Linked DNA regions of Homo sapiens: region 2 is linked to region 1. Evidence: chromatin loops called from intact Hi-C (ENCODE). Cell type or tissue: mammary epithelial cell. All regions are shown on one strand. Each heading gives the region's core, and the rest is flanking DNA. Links, peaks and the distances in the headings are about the cores only.

The links. Peaks named below come from ENCODE experiments on the same cell type or tissue, not always from the same donor. Only the 100,000 strongest peaks of a DNase experiment are listed, where the experiment ranks them.
Region 2: it touches region 1 in a loop (10-fold over the local background); 2 of 110 quality-filtered maps call a loop at or near these places.

What each region holds. Positions count from the first base shown.
Region 1 is chr2:181,462,583-181,470,927 of GRCh38, forward strand. The region is part of intron 2 of ITGA4 (integrin subunit alpha 4); the gene reads left to right. Among named protein-coding and RNA genes, the nearest start is that of ITGA4, 9.4 kb to the left of the region's middle. In mammary epithelial cell, for the core only: a CTCF peak has its summit at 4,258 (motif pointing left); a DNase peak (open chromatin) is centred at 3,319; H3K27ac peaks cover 658 bases.
Region 2 is chr2:180,237,463-180,245,807 of GRCh38, forward strand. No RefSeq gene overlaps it. Among named protein-coding and RNA genes, the nearest start is that of EPCART, 120 kb to the left of the region's middle. In mammary epithelial cell, for the core only: CTCF peaks have their summits at 3,492 (motif pointing right) and 4,355; no DNase peak of the experiment used is centred there.

The DNA.
Region 1 (8,345 bases), core at 83-8,082:
CATTTTGAAAAATCATCCCTGAATGAAGGCTGTTATACAATTATGTAGAAAATCAAGACAGAGAGCTTCACTAATAAACTATCAGGTTACCAGAAAGAAGTTTCCTTATTTCCAGCAGTTTCCCAAACTTTATGTCCCAAAAGGATGAGGTTTCCACCTAATTTGAGAGATGAGGCTTTCTAAATGCACTTTAGTTTTTGCCTTAAGTTTACTTGGTCACTGAGTGATATACCCAATGACTTGAAAATATATCCCCTTGGCAACAGTTCTAGGGTCAGATGCTGAAATCCGTTGCACATGTGGGTAATTTATCCATTCAGTTGTTCATTGAGGGATGCCTAAGGGCCTGAACCTGGGCATACAAAAGAAACATACTCCTTGTCCCAAAGGCTTTAAAGTTTATAAGATAGGTTATTATAGGAAAGTATGGTGAGATTTAATCTAGGTAAGACAATAAAGTGATGCATTCCTGAAGAATTGGTGTTCAAGTGGGGGAACTGAAAAATAATCAGAAGTTAGCCAGAGGAAGAGGCTATGGAAAAGTTTGCCAGAAAGAGCAAACTGTGTGTATAAAGACCCTGAAGTCTTTGAGAGCACGATGCTTTTGAAGAACTAAAAATTGTGTACAGTTGCACTATGGAGTGTGAGCTAAACTGTAGGTTAGAGAGGCAGGCAGGAATTACTTCTGATACAACTCTAAGTATGAATTTACCCTAGGATATTTAAAACTGGGGAGTGACATGATCAGATTTGTGTGTTTGACAGATTCTCTGGTTGCAGGTTAGTGAATGCTTTGGAGTAACTGGGTCAAGACTGAAGGCAATGAGGCAGTTGTAGGAAGATTTTGTTATAATTTAGACTACAGATGACAAGTGTCTGTACAAGGACACTGGCAATAGCAGTGGAGAAGAACATGGAGATTCTGAAGGTATTTAGGAGATAGCACTTGGTAATTATTGAATGAAAGAGATGAGTGAGAATGTTCCAAAGATGTTACTGAAGTTTCTAATTTGGGCTGTGACATGGATGATGATCCAATATACTGAAAAAGGGAAGAGCAGCAGGTTTTCTGGCAAAATGATGAGTTTCGTTGGCTTGAGATTCCTGTGAGACATAGAAGTAAAAATCTAGTGATCAGTTCTATGATCAGTTCCATGTATGGGTGTGGTAGACAGTAGAGAGGTCTGTACTAGCAAATCAGAGGTGAGTAATTGACGTAACCCCATTCACCTCCAAGGCTTTGATTACCATCTCTCTGGGGTAAATAGATCAAATGGCCAATGGCAAATTTCTAAGGATTCCTACAGTTCGAGAAGTGATTAGAATAGTGCTGCTCAAGTCTGGCTGTAACTTAAATTCTCATGCAGAGCTTTTAACAGTTCTGGTGGCCCATCTCAAACTACTAGAATCTCTGGGGTAAGTCTATAGGGCACCAGTAGTTTCCAGAGGTCCCCAGATGATTCCAGTATTCATCCATGCTTGAGAACCGCTGGAGAAGAAAAGAGGCTGAAAAAAAGGCTAAGAGGGTGAAGCCAAAGAGGTAGCAAGAAAAATCAGGTCAATCTGACATTAACCTGATTAAAGGAAGAGAGTGTTTTGAGAAGAGGTGAGTAGTTGGCAGTAGTAAAGGTTGCCAAGACATCAACCAGGGTGGTAAATTATGAGGTCTCATTAGATTTAGAGAATTAGTTCATTAGTAACCTCGGTAAGACAAGCTTTAATGGTGAATCCACTGCAGAGGGTTGAGAAGTGAGAAACAATAGCAAGCGTCAATAACTTTTAACTGGGTTCTTCCTTCATTAATACATTTTATTGATTACTTATGTATTGGAAATACACAGTTGAATAAGGCATGGTTAAAGCCCTTGAGTAACTCAGTTGAGATGATGGGAGAGACAGGTAAATGGACAATTAATTATGAGATAATGTAATAAGCATGACAATAGACAGGTACATAGTGATGAGAAGAAATGAATGGGAGAAGGCTTCCTGGAGGAGTGAAATCTGAGTAGTGGACCCAGTTCTGACTGGTTTTGAAGAGCACATGTAAGGGCTCAATAAATGTGAAATAATTTTCATCTTTTTCACATTTGGGCAAAATCCCCTGGGATTTGCTGCACATTTCAGCCTCATTCCAAAGTGTCTAGGTCCGCCTTGGGTTCCAAAGACTCATATCAGGTAGTTCAGACAGTAACACCTGCTCCTGAAATAGGGAGCTTGGAAATGACTGTCTTTAAAAGCAGGGATTTTTAATTTTGAGATTAGCTGGAAACATCAAATTAGAATATGGAAGTGGACATACAGGTGACAGGTCTGGGCTCAGTGTGCTTGTTCTCATTTTACCTCTGAGAATTTTTAAAAATCATAGAAAATCTTTTTTATATAAACTATGTAAAACACTATAATTCACAAAAATGTTCAGAAAATAGATTGTAGACTTAGTTCTAAAAACCCCTTTTATGGGACTCCTTGTGTGCAGTGGATTAGACATGTTCTTTTGACATTATGCCCTGTGTAGAAAATGCTGGTCAATGTGCACCATCTGTTTGTGAATCCCTTCAAGGTCTACCTCACCACAATACCAGTCTGTTTTCTTGCGGAAGTTTTCTAGAAGTCATTAGACTACAATCATTTTGTCTGCCAGTCATTGTCAATATCACATTTTATCCTTTAAACTCTGCCCAGAGAAACGTCCTTTGATATCTGTAACTCCTCATCTCATTCTGATCCTCTATTGGCCAGGATAATATGATACATTCCTCACTGGTTTTTCTCATGTATTTTTAAGCCTTCCTATCTTCCTGACCTCCTTTAATTCTTTCATTGCTGTCTTTTTTTCTTTTTCTTTTTCAACCATCCTACCCTGTGGATTCCAAAACCAAGCATGGAACTTTAATACTGACCACCAAGCATATTTCCCTGGAGTATTTTCTGTTTACATTTTTGTATTTTCTTGTTTCAAAGATAGACAAAGTGGCATCCACACATTAGTGATTGTTTTTCAAATGAATTTTTAAATCCAAGAGATTAATTGAAAACCATGGAGGTTCAGAATTTTCTTTCCTTATTTTCTAATGTTAGAGGTTTAAATATGCTCTTTTAATAGGTTGTTTCAGAATAGTATAGGTTTATTCAAAATGTCCATAGTTGAAAATAATGGAAAAGTACTAACAACTAATTGTCTGGCAGCATCAGATGGTGGTTGATAGTGTGAGTTTTAATCCCTTCCTTCCCCACTTACAAGTGGTGTGACCTTGGGCAAGTGCTTAGTCATCCCTTGTTTCAGATTCTGCATCCATAAAATTGGGATGATAATAGTATTGTCTACTTCATAGGGATGTTATGAAAAGTGAGTTAATACATGTCTTTGCATGTATTAAAACTGTGGTACGTAGTAAGCATGCAATAAGTATTAGTAATTAGAGACTAACTTTCCCTCTTTAAATTATGCTTACAAAATGTATCAGCTGGGGCACATTTTTCAGCTTTAGTTATTAAAAAGACTTGCGTACGTTTTCTGTGGGATTTTGAAGAAGTCCTGGCAGAGACCCCAAACCTAAAATCAAACCCAGAAGTGACCTAGTTGTTAGAGTTCTGAGGCCTCATGATGACTCAGGATCAGCCCAGATTTATAAAATTGCAACCATAAAGCTTGGCACTACTCTCTGGGGACATTTACCTCTTGAACTCTTTCTAAATAGAATAGAATAAGATAAAAAAAAATAGCTGAAATAACTGGCTTTTTCAGGACTACAATTATATAAACTGTTTCTCACATAAATTGAGCATGATTATTGGCCATTGTGAGATTTTATTTAGGCAATATGAAAAGATGACATTTAAACACATTTTTTTAAAAAAACATACTTTGAGAATGGTTTCCAACTTTGATGTTTTGCTCTTTTGACTCTTATTCTCCACTAGACTAGCTGGAGGAAAAGAGTTCTAGAAGTTTGGTACTTTTATGTCCTGTATCACCTCTAAAACCCAAGGATATTTTACTTTCCATCACCCAAAATTATTTTTATTGTAGAATTCATAAACATCATTATCTTTTAGAAACATTGCCACCAGGTTTAACTAGATGTGTGAAAAGAGTACATAGTTTAATATAGTCAATTATTATATGAATTAGTATTAATGGATTTAGTAAGTATTAGGACTTAAAAGGAAAAACTAAATTAAGGGGCCATTTTAATTAAAAAGCTAAAGACTGCTGATCAATTCTTGCAGCATTGTGAGCGCCCTCTGCTGGCTCAGTTCAAAGCACCATAATGCACGTACCCTGAGGAGCAGAGGCATTGATTATTTATTGACCACCTACTAGGTGCCAGGCATTCTTGCATACACAAGCATAAGTTTTCTGTCATCCTCATAGCCCTGCAATGGTAAATTTTGTCATGTTCTCATATTTGAATTGATTTTCTCACTTTTAATATATTTTTCCTAATCTGAAGTTATGTGAGTGAAGGGATTATATACTTTAATTATTGCTTTTATAAAAAATATCTTGAATGAATGACTCTTTATAAAATATGGAATTGGAACAAGGGTCATTCATGTTTTAGGATTAAGAAAAACTTTAGAGTGGAACAATTTGAAATGTATGGGTTTTGTCTTACAATGGAATAGAGCTTCAGCTTAAAAAAAAAAGACAGTTGGTGGAAGGTAAGGGCTTTTACTGCTTTTCTGAAACTTCACATCACATCATGAGTTTTGAAAGATCAGGTAAGTATATATGTTGTCTTAGTAGCCAGAAAGCCAGACTGAGAGCCCCAGTCAAATGTCTGAATTGGTGGGGAAGTGACAGTACGATGACGCAGGTAGATAAAGCAGGCATTTACTTGCATTAGAAAGTCCCAAGCTCTCCTAGCCAAAAAGTATTTCACTAGCACTGTCAAAAGTTATATAGAAAGAAGACCTTAGAGTCTGACCTTTTCCCTGGTCCTTCTTTCTTTAGTGGAAATGCCAAAATACTGAGAACCATTCTAAATGGAGGAAAAGAGCAGGGCAAGATAGGGAACAAGTAAGTGACCTTTTTCTTGAACAAGTGAAAGTCGATTGTACAGTCTGTGGGCATATTTGCTATATTTTATATATTTTCAGCTAAAAGCTTCAGAAAGTGGAATAGATTTCAGTTAATTCATATGTCTGGAATATTTCTAGAGTTCTATGCTATAGAGTGAAATAACTTAGAGATCAAAGATGCTATTTTTTAATTCTAATCTTTCCACTTACGGATTTGGGCAAGTTATTTGATTCCTTTAAGACTCAATTTTCTCTTCTGTAGGGTAGGATTAATAATACAGCAATCCTCTGCTACTACTGTGGGTGTAAAATGAGTTAATGTGTATGATTACAGTTCCCCAATAATGATATGCCACATATATTTTATGAGCCAGGTTATATGCTGCATTGCATGTGCAGCTTAATATGCTTACATTAATCTTTAATATGATGATGCCAATGGCAACTAACATTTGCATGTTTTCGCTGCCAGGCTGTCATCCAAGCACGTCACACATATCTCATTTACTCCACAGTCCTTGCAGAAACCCTCGGAGATAGGCATCTTCTGAGGACCCCAGCTGATTCTGTCTTAAGTCATCCCACTCACAAATCATCCTTTGTAAAGATCTTCAAACTCAGAGACTGTTTCCTTTCAGACCATCTGTTACTGTCTTAAAATTGAAGAAAATAATATTTTGGAAGAGAAGTAGGGGAGAATCATAGTAAAGAGAAAAGACCTCTCCAAAGCTTAGATCTCTGAGAGTTTGGTGATAATTATGCAGTAGTACATTCTAGTAAAGGATTTTTTTGTGGTGATATAATGTATTTCAAAATTCCCTCCCTCATACATACTGAGTTCCTGCCTACTGCATGTAAGGCACTATCTTGAGCTGTGGGAATGCTGCTGTCAACAAAAGTCAATCTGCCCTCATGGAGGTGACATACAAGGTCAAATATCTAATCTCCCATAGTCCCTGTCACACTTGGAGCAATGACACTAAAACTGGTGATATGAATAAGAATGAAAGGGGGAGGAGTAAAGAATGTATTTAACTAGCTTTGTAGTATTTCTTTGATCAAAATTCCTGTTCATTTGCATTTATATACACATTTATATATGCTGATACACATCAGTAGGAAGAAATAAACTGTAGTAAGCATGCATTTTTACATTTTCTTTCCCAAATTAAAAAAAATAGGAAAGAGAAAGGCTTAAAAGGAGATGGTTTTTAATGTGGCTTTGTTTTTTAAATATCTAGTGGAAAAATGCATTCAACTGTGGAAAGAATTAGTCATTCTAGTTGTTTAAAAGCAGGGAAAATTATCACCATGTTAATTTCTGCTGACCTCTTTTATGTTAAACCATGTAAAGTACTTTTTCAATTATGGAGCTGATTTGATTTACTAAGAGTTTAGATGAGTAATTTATGAACTGAATTGAAAACCAGATTATAAATCACTTCAGCCTGACATTTGGATAAAATATAATCTGAGGTTGTTTATGGTGTTCTGTCAGAGAAATTCATGAGAATTAGCTCTCATGGCAGTTCTAATAATCGTCATTTTTGACCAACTTAGAAATATTGTATTTCTACCCAAAGACAATTTGCTTAACATTTGATATTTCAATAGGTAACTAAACAAAGGGGGAACAAAGGATATTACTTTTATTTTTAAAACAGTAGGTTTTTAAATAATACAAGAAAAGGCATAACCATCTGTTAATACATCAAGCTTGTCCATGTGGTCCAGGATGGCTTTGAATGCTGCCCAACACCAATCCGTAAACTTAGAATGGCGATCATTAAAAAGTCAGGAAACAACAGGTGCTGGAGAGATTGTGGAGAAATAGGAACACTTTTACACTGTTGATGGGACTGTAAACTAGTTCAACCATTGTGGAAGACAGTGTGGCGATTCCTCAAGGATCTAGAACTAGAAAATACCATTTGACCCAGCCATCCCATGACTGGGTATATACCCAAAGGATTATAAATCATGCTGCTATAAAGACACATTCACATGTATGTTTATTGCGGCACTATTCTCAATAGCAAAGACTTGGAACCAACCCAAATGTCCATCAATGTAGACTGGATTAAGAAAATGTGGCACATATACACCATGAAATACTATGCAGCCATAAAAAAGGATGAGTTCATGTCCTTTGTAGGGACATGGATGAAATTGGAAATCATCATTCTCAGTAAACTATCACAAGAACAAAAAACCAAACACCGCATGTTCTCACTCACAGGTAGGAATTGAACAATGAGAACACTTGGACACAGGAAGGGGAACATCACACACCGGGGCCTGTCGTGGGGTGGGGGGATGGGGGAGGGATAGCATTAGGAGATATACCTAATGTAAATGACGAGTTAATGGGTACAGGACACCAACATGGCACATGTATACATATGTAACAAACCTGCATGTTGTGCACATGTACCCTGGAACTTAAAGTATAATAATAAAAAAAAAAGATATAAATGTTGGCAAGAATGTGGAAAAATGGGGAACCCTTGCCCACTGTTGATGGGAAAGTAAGTATAACTATAATGGAAAATAGTATGGAGATTCCTCAAAAATTTAAAAATAGAACTATTACAAGACTCAGCAATCTCACTGAAGGTATATATCCAAAGAAAATAAAATCAATATGTCAAAGAGGAAAAAAAATATGAGATTTTCTTGCAATTTTTTTTTTAGCTGATCAGTTATCATTAGTGTCAGTGTACTTTACGTATGGCCCAAAACAATTCTTCCAGTATGGCCCAGGGAAACCAAATATTGGACACCCCTGAGCTACATTGTAGAGCTATTGTTCACAAGCCCAACCATATGCTACAACTACCTGGGGGGCTTCAAAAAAATTCTTATGTCTGGTTCTTAACCCAGACATGTCAAGTCTGAGCCTCTAAGAGTGGGGCCCAAGTGGAGGTACTGGTTTCAAACTCCCTTCAGTTGATTCTAACGTCCAGTCAAGGCTGAGTACTGAGTGGAAAAGGAGTGGACTCAGGATCACACAGGTTAAGGGAGAAAAGCTTTGGAGAAGGCCATGATCACAAGCTGATCATGTAGCAGTCTTACTTCTTCTACCAAGATTCCGCAGGCACAACAAAAGAAAAGAGAAGCTGGGCATGGTGGTGGGCACCTATATCCCCAGCTACATAGGAGGCTGAAGTGGGAGGATTACAAGAGCCCAGGAGTTTGAGGCTGCAGTGAGCTATGATCACGCCAATGCACTGCAGCCTAGATGACAGAGTGAGATCCTATCTCCCTAAAAAATAAAAAGAGAAAAAGTCCCAGAAATTAAGAAAAAACCCAGAACA
Region 2 (8,345 bases), core at 323-8,322, 1.2 Mb before region 1:
TGTTCAAGTTAAGCTAAAGTATTCTGCCTCCTTTCCCTACCAAAGGCAGTACCCCCTTAGACCCAAGGCCCAACAAGGACTCCAAAAGATTAAGGACTTAAAAGCCCAAGGCCTAGTAAAACCATGCAATAGCCCCTGCAGTACTCCACTTTTAGGAGTACAGAAACCAAACAGACAGTCGAGGTTAGTGCAAGATCTCAGGATTATCAATGAGGCTGTTGTCCCTCTATACTCAGCTGTACCTAACCCTTATACTCTGCTTTCCCAAATACGAGAGGAAGCAGAGTGGTTAACAGTCCTGGACCTTAAGGATGCCTTTTTCTGTATCCCTGTACATCCTGACTCTCAATTCTTGTTTGCCTTTGAGATCCTCTGAACCCAACGTCTCAACTTACCTAGACTGTTTTACCCCAAGGGTTCACAGATAGCCCCCATCTATTTGGCCAGGCATTAGCCCAAGATTTGAGCCAGTTGTCATACTTGGACACTCTTGTCCTTCAGTATGTGGACGATTTACTTTTAGCCACCCGTTCAGAAACCTTGTGCCATCAAACCACCCAAGTGCTCTTAAACTTCCTCGCCACCTGTGACTACAAGGTTTCCAAACCAAAGGCTCAGCTCTGCTTACAGCAGATTAAATACTTAGGGCTAAAATTATCCAAAGGCACCAGGGCCCTCAGTGAGGAACACATCCAGCCTATACTGGCTTGCCCTTATCCCAAAACCCTACTAACTGTTGTAAGTGCCTCCCTCTGCACTTCAGGCCATACATTTCAATCCCCGTATATTTAACCTCCTTGTTAAGTTTGTCTCTTCCAGAATCAAAGCTGTAAAACTACAAATCGTTCTTCAAATGGAGCCCCAGATGCAGTCCATGACTAAGATCCACCATGGACCCCTGGACCAGCCTGCTAACCCTTGCTCCTATGTTGATGACATCAAAGGCACCCCTCCCGAGGAAATCTCAACTGCATAACCCCTACTATGCCCCAAATTCAGCAGGAAGCTGTTAGAATGGTTGTCGGCCAAACTCCCCAACAGCACTTGGGTTTTCCTGTTGAGAATGGGGACTGAGAGACAGGACTAGCTGGATTTCCTAGGCTGACTAAGAATTCCTAAGCCTAGCTGGGGAAGGTGACTGCACCCCCCTTTAAACACCGGGCTTGTAACTCAGCTCACACCTGACCAATCAGGTAGTAAAGTGAGCTCACTAAAATACCCATTAGGCTAAAAATAGGAGGTTAAAGAAATAATCAAATCATCTATTGCCTGAGAGCACAGGGGGAGGGACAATGATTGGAGATAAACCCCAGGCATTTGAGCCGGGAGTGGGAAGCTGCCTTTGGGTCCCCTCCCCTTGTATGGGAGCTCTGTTTTCACTCTATAAAATCTTGCAACTGCACACTCTTCCGGGACGTGTTTGTTCCAGCTTGAGCTGAGCTTTCACTCACCGTCCACCACTGCTGTTCAACACTGTTGCAGACCCACCATTGACTTCCACCCCTCCGGATCTGTCGCGGTGTCTGCTGAGCTTCTGATGTAGTGAGGTGCCCATTGCCATTCCTGTCCAGGCTAGAGGCTCACTATTGTTCCTGTGTGGCTAAGTACCTGGGTTCATCCTAATCAAGCTGAACAGTAGTCACTGGGTTCCACGGTTCTCTTCCATGACCCATGGCTTCTAATAGAGCTATAACACTCACCACATGGCCCAAGGTTCCATTCCTTGGAATCTGTGAGGCCAAGAATCCCAGGTCAGAGAACAAAAGGCCTGCTGCCATCTTAGGAGTGGCCGCCACCATCTTGAGAGCAGCCCGCCACCATCTTGGGAGCTCTAAGAATAAAGACCCACCTGTAACAAAATCAGCTGCCAGTGAATATAAAGCAGGCAGAAAAATGTGAAAAGAGAGACTGGCCTAGCCTCTCAACCTACATCTTTCTCCTGTGCTGGATGCTTCCTGCCCTTGAACATTGACTCTAGGTTCTTGAGTTTTGGAACTTCACTGGCCTCCTTGCTCCCCAGCCTGCAGACAGCCTATTGCGGGACCTTGTGATCATGTGAGTTAATGTTTAATAAACTCCCCTGTATAATACATATATTCCATTAGTTCTGTCCCTGTAGAGAATTCTAATACCCCTTCCTTCCTTTCTCCCTCCCTCCCTTCTTTTCTTCTTTTCTTCTTTTCTTCCTTTCTTACTTTCTCTTTTCTTCTTGTTGAGACAGGGTCCCAGCATGATGTTCAGGCTGGTCACAAACTCCTGGGCTCAAGAGATCCGCCCTCCTTGGCCTCCCAAAGTGCTGGGATTATAGGTGTGAGCTGCAATGACTGACCCACAATCATTTTCTAAGCAACCTCCATCAATTTTTGTGTGCCTAATAATGGCCTAGCTTCTAGGAAAATTAAATCAAATAAGACAATGTACCTGTAATCAAAGAGCTTATAGTATATGGAGGAGAAATATTATAAGTCAATTATTATAGTGTAATGCATTAAATATTATTTTAGAAGTGGGGGAAGAGAGCAAGGTCAGTGTGTATCACATTGTAGGTACTTAATAATTATATATTGAGTAGAATAAATGTGGATTGAAGGACACATAAATGAATGGGTCTAATTTGACTGTGGATTGATAGAAGGAGCATGGCTCCTCTCTAAAAAAGAGGATGCTTAAAGTAAGCTTCAAAGAATGAAAAAGTATCAGGAGCAGAAGCCTGGAAGTGCACTCAAGGCAGTCAGAACAAGTGTGACAGATACAGAGAAAGCATAAATACCATTGTGTGTTCAGGTAAATGCTTTCAAATTGATGGAGCAAATAATTCATTTTGTGTTATGGCTGAAAACTCAAAACCAGTATTTCTAAAACTGAACTCATGAATTCTTCCTTAAAATTGTTTATTCTTATCATTCTTTCTCTTGAAAAATAATATCACAAACTAAACAAAAATCTGGATATCACTTTCCTCCTCTAATCTCCCACCTCTATTTAGTTAGTCAGTTTTGCTGCAGATTTTACCTTCTTATTATCTTTTAGGTATCTCTTCCCTCTTTCCAACAAATTCTTCAGCCAGGTCTCATATCCTTATTCCTTCTTTCCTTCATTCATTCAACAAATATTTACCGGGTACCTATTAGTTTACCCACATTGCTAACAAAGTAATATTTCAAATCTATAAATTTGATCATGTCTCTCCTCATGTATTTAGAAAAAGCCATAAAGACTTAGCTAAAGAATTCAGAGTTTACTCTGCAAGCTAAAGGAATCCATTGAAAGCTGAGAGTGATATGTCTCCATTTGCATTTTAGAAAAACACTAAAAGGACCAAAGATGGGGCCCTGGAGAACAACTCACTGAGGTGATACATGATAGGAGTGGAGCTGGTGACAGATACTAAAGTGCAATGGAATTAATATTGGAAGAGCATGGAGTAGCCACAAGAATATGGAGTTTTTAAAGGAGAAAGTTCATAAAGAGATTTTTATCACCTTAACTCTCACCAAGAGAGGGCAGGCTCTCACCAATATCTATCTTTCTTCTTTTGGGGCAGTGAGTGAGGCAATTGGAGAGGTTCCTACCTTAGGAGTTGAAGGTAGAATGTGAGGAGTGTCAGAAAATAATTCCCTTACTCTGCCCAGCTTTTCATCTCATGACACCTTGGCTTGATACTTAAACCTATGGTAAACAGGAAAGAAAAGCTACAATTTGCAAAGTCAGTCCTGTTCTCATCATTGTGAATTCACTCCCTGTCACCATCCACCACTCACCATTATCCTCTTTGAACCATGGTGGGCAATTCATATTTTGTTCCCAGAATGATCTGAAATGGGTGAAAAGAAGACTATATTAAAAAATCTATCTACTATTCTGAATTTTAAGTTTTTTTCTATTCTATTCCATATCTCAAATTGTATTTATTCAAAATTTAGAAGGAATTACATATTCAGTCAAATTATAGTATAAAAATGTTCCAGATAGCACAATGCCAGCAGTGAAAACATGACCCAAATATTCAAATTCAGAACACCCTCTAATTATCAAATTGCTAAGGGAAAATTAATACCCAGAATAAATTTGCTTCTAAATTAAATTCCTAAAGAAAACTTAAAATTTATCTCTCCATTATGTCTTATTATGCTGATTTTCAATTGGGTTGGAGTTTTAAGTCAATGGGAGTTCCTTCAGCAGCTGTAACCTGCAATTTCTTACACTGGGTTCCTTTAAAGGGGCTCAGGAATTGATAGGACACACTGGATCATCACAATACTTCTTGGTCAGTCATATGATTGAGAAGCAAAAAGCCTGTAGGTGCCACAGCAGCAGTACTAGCAAAATAATATAACCATAGTTTAGAACATAATACTATTCAGGCCCTCACCACAGATGTCAGCCAAGGATCATTTATTTAGTAGCATATGGAGGCTAGATAGAAATAAGAAGATAGAGACATTTTTAGTTTTAGCTTCTCTATGATAGTTGTCAGTTGGCTATCAATAATTTCCACTCTGTAAGTCCAAGGTTTTTATAGCTGCAAAAACAGAAGTCCGATGAAAAGCAGTAACAGTAACTTGTGCTATGTGCTTCTTCAGAATAAACTTTCATATTTTACATTTTTAATTCCATTTTTATTGGTTAATCTTTTTGATTGCAATGGCATTGTCTCTACCATTTATTTTCCTCTAAGCAGGACTCGACTTGTTTCCATTAGGGTCCATTTAGCAGCACTAAAGAAACACATTGAAGGTGGGCACAAGGAAAGCTCTGTCAGATTTCTTCTACCAACATCCAGGTCATGAAAAGTCTCAACTTCTACAGATCAGGAGATGTTTACTCTAGTCCAGTACTTCATGTTCCAGGCTGAGATGCCTCCCAACAGTGCATGCATGAAAATTCTGCTCTACCTGGTAAAAGTCTTTCCTGGTTCTAGCAATGATCTTACTCATTCTATGTATGACCAAATCCTAGAATATATAACAGTGCCTCTCCAGTTTAAGTTCCTCAAAACTCAGGAAAAAAACATTATGTTTGCACTTATGATCAGATTACCACTTACTCCATTTGAAGGCTTTGAAATGCCCAACATGACTGCTAAGTTGAATGCTTTTTCCTGATTAAACCTTACTGTGGTTCTCAGCTCAAGCACACCACTCAAATTTTTGCTTAAAACTTCACTTGCTCACTGTACTTTTGTGTTTAGCTACATAACCTAAGCCTGTTAACATGAACCTGCACTCATGTAGACATCCAGGAAAAATATAAGCTTCTGCTCACTTCAAGTTTCAAAGAACCAAGAAGCGTTCACTTGTTAAAGCTCTTCATTTCAGCTACATTAGAAAGTTTAATAGATCCGTGCCATATTTTGATCTAAAACTCAGTCCTGGATCTATTTTCATAGTTTGCCAGCTGATGCACCTTGTGTTGAGAATTTAGGATGACAACTGTACTTCTCCCTTAGTTTCGGGGATTCTGAATTGAAAAAATAGGAGTCAGATAAAGATCAAAATATCAGCATCATTTGTTGAAAAAGTGGATTGGAAAAACTTGGCCTATATTTGAGGCCACAATGGGCCCCTTCTTATTTTCTCCTTGAATTATATTACCCTTCCTACTAGCAGGCACAATGGCTGAAAAATTATAGGTTTCACTTTCTCACACTGCCCTGGTGAAAAGCATTCAATAAAGTTTGCAAGCAGGCAACTAGAAAAATAAAAAAATAAGAAAGGGCATTTCACACAAGAACAGTGACCTTTATTTCATTAGCTCTGCTTATTAGCAACAAAATGCTTACTAGTATTAGAAAGATTTGGGATATGTTGAGTGAAGACATTGGGAGTGGTTTTTGTCCCAATATTTCCAAAAGTATGAATATTATTATTTTCTGATGTGAGAAGGCATATAAAAGCACAGAGAGGATGATTCCCCCTGCAGAAGAGATGACAATGTTAAATACCACACACAAAAGTCAAAGGAAAGGTCAAGAAAGACGAGAACAGAAAACCGCTCAGAGAGTCTAACATGGTAGAGCTTATTGGTAATCTTTTAAATATAAGTTTCTGAAATTCTGCAATTCAATAATTCTCAAATGTTATCGTGCTTCAGAATTGCCTGGAGGGCTTGCTAAAACATAAATTTCTGGGCCTCAGCTTCTCAGAGTATTTGGTCCACCAGTTCTTTGAAAGGAACAGTTGAACTTGCATTTTTAACATTCCCGGGTGTAATAGTTTGTTTTCACACTGCTATAAAGACATACCTGAGACTGGATAATTTATAAAGAAAAGTGGCTTAATTGACTTACAGTTCTGCATGGCTGGGGAGGCCTCAGGAAACTTACAATCATAGCAGAAGGAGAAGAGGCAGGTGAGAGCACGAGAAAGAGCAGGGAAAACTGCCTTATAAAACCATCAGATCTCATGATAACTCACTCACTGTCACAAGAACAACATGGGAGAAAACACACCCATGATCCAATCACCTCCTGCTTGGTCCCTCCTTTGATGGGTGGGGATTATGGAGATTACAAATTGAGATGAGATTTGGGTGGGGACACAGAGCCAAACCATATGACCAGGTAATGTTCATGCTGCTGATCTGGGACCACATTTGGAAAACCACTGCTGTAAAGTATTGAGAGCAAAAGCCAACGTGCAATTATGGAGTAAATGGCCTATGAGAAAGTAGGAGAATGGTATCTTGACTATTCTTTCAAGAAACTTGGCTATGAAGAAAAGTATAGAGATAAATAAATGTTGGGACGAGAGGTTATATGGAGTTGAGGATAGATTTCCATTAAGTCATGCAGATATCTTCATTCTCATGACATTTACTATAATTGAATTGGTTTTGTCACACATTTACAACTGAACACTATTGTAATCTATCTTTTGCAGTGACTATGTGCTGGATATCTTCTATTTGCCCAAGCAGATTCACTCTCTCCATTATTTTACCATGTTCTGCGAGCTCCCTTGTCATCTGGCTTGCTGTTGGGTTTCGTCAATGGGGACCCCGGCAGAAATCAGAGGGAATGAGGAGGTTGAGGTTAGAGTATTGTTTCCCTGGCATCCTCCTTGCCAGTTGCCTTGGACTGGCTCTGTTCCATGACAAAAGACCATTGTTCCTCTCAAGGTGGCCATTTCTAAAAGACTGTATTCTTTCAGATTCTGATAACTGTTGTCTCCTTTAGTTCCTATTATTTGTATCCTTTCCATTCCCTAGCCAAACTTTTATTAATTGAATAGTCTTTTATCAGACATTCTTTGGATTATTCTATCTTGAGGATACCACCTAGGAAGCTGAATGATATAAGGCTCACACACGGCATACATGTGTGTGTTCCTGTCACTACCTCATAGATTTTCTTTTGAGTTACAACCCTTCCTCCACTTTCAGTCCATGTAACTCAGGTAGTAATGACAATCCTTCTCCAGATTTAGGAGTGGGCATGTGGTATGTTGTAGATTTCCTGCACAGTTCAGCTCAGAGAAGGGCATTTGATGTAATTTCATCCAGTGAAATTCAACCCCTAGACTAGATATATATGAAAGAGGTCCTTTCCTCTGCGATGGCTAAGCTGGTACTTTGTAAGCTTGGATCTTCCCATGACCTTTATCATCACTTATGAGATCCTGCCCAGAAATGAAGGACTACAGAGGAAAACAGAAATAAAAAATGAAGAAAAACAGATTTCTGATGATGTCTTTCAAAAACATAGATTCAGCTGAAAGCGGCTGCTTCTAAAGTGTTAGTATTTATTTTCATGTAATCTGTAATAGAAATTGCCTTTACTAATTTATTCCTATTTTCTCCCTTGTTCCATGTGTGTGTGTTTCAATTTCCACCTTTTGCCTATCTACACAGCACTGCTTTGAACTTTTTCCCGTTCTCCAGCTTCTTCTTAAATCCATCTTTCTAGACTCCAAAGGTATATTTGTACATATATGATCCCTCTTGAGCAACCTTATAAAAATTGTATGAGAAATAAATTTCACCCTAAGGAAAAAATTGATTTCAAAAAGACTTTGATGATGGAGTAAAAAATACTATATTTGCAGCCGTACCAATACATCTGAGACTTTCAGGTAGAAAAACTTAATTGTTGTGATTTTAAATCTATGGACCCTAAACCACAAAACTGCATGAAATTTTTACAGAATTACTTCAAACTACCATTTGTTTATACTTTGTACTACAGCTGTGTTTGTTAATCTACCATATATTGAAGTAAAATGATAATAAGCTAAATCGGGCCACAAGACATTTGAGGCACAGAAATCTAAAAAAGCATGGAGCAAAGTAAGAATATTACCTTGGGGGTAACAGATAAAAATTAAGTGTTAAAATAGGCATAGGAC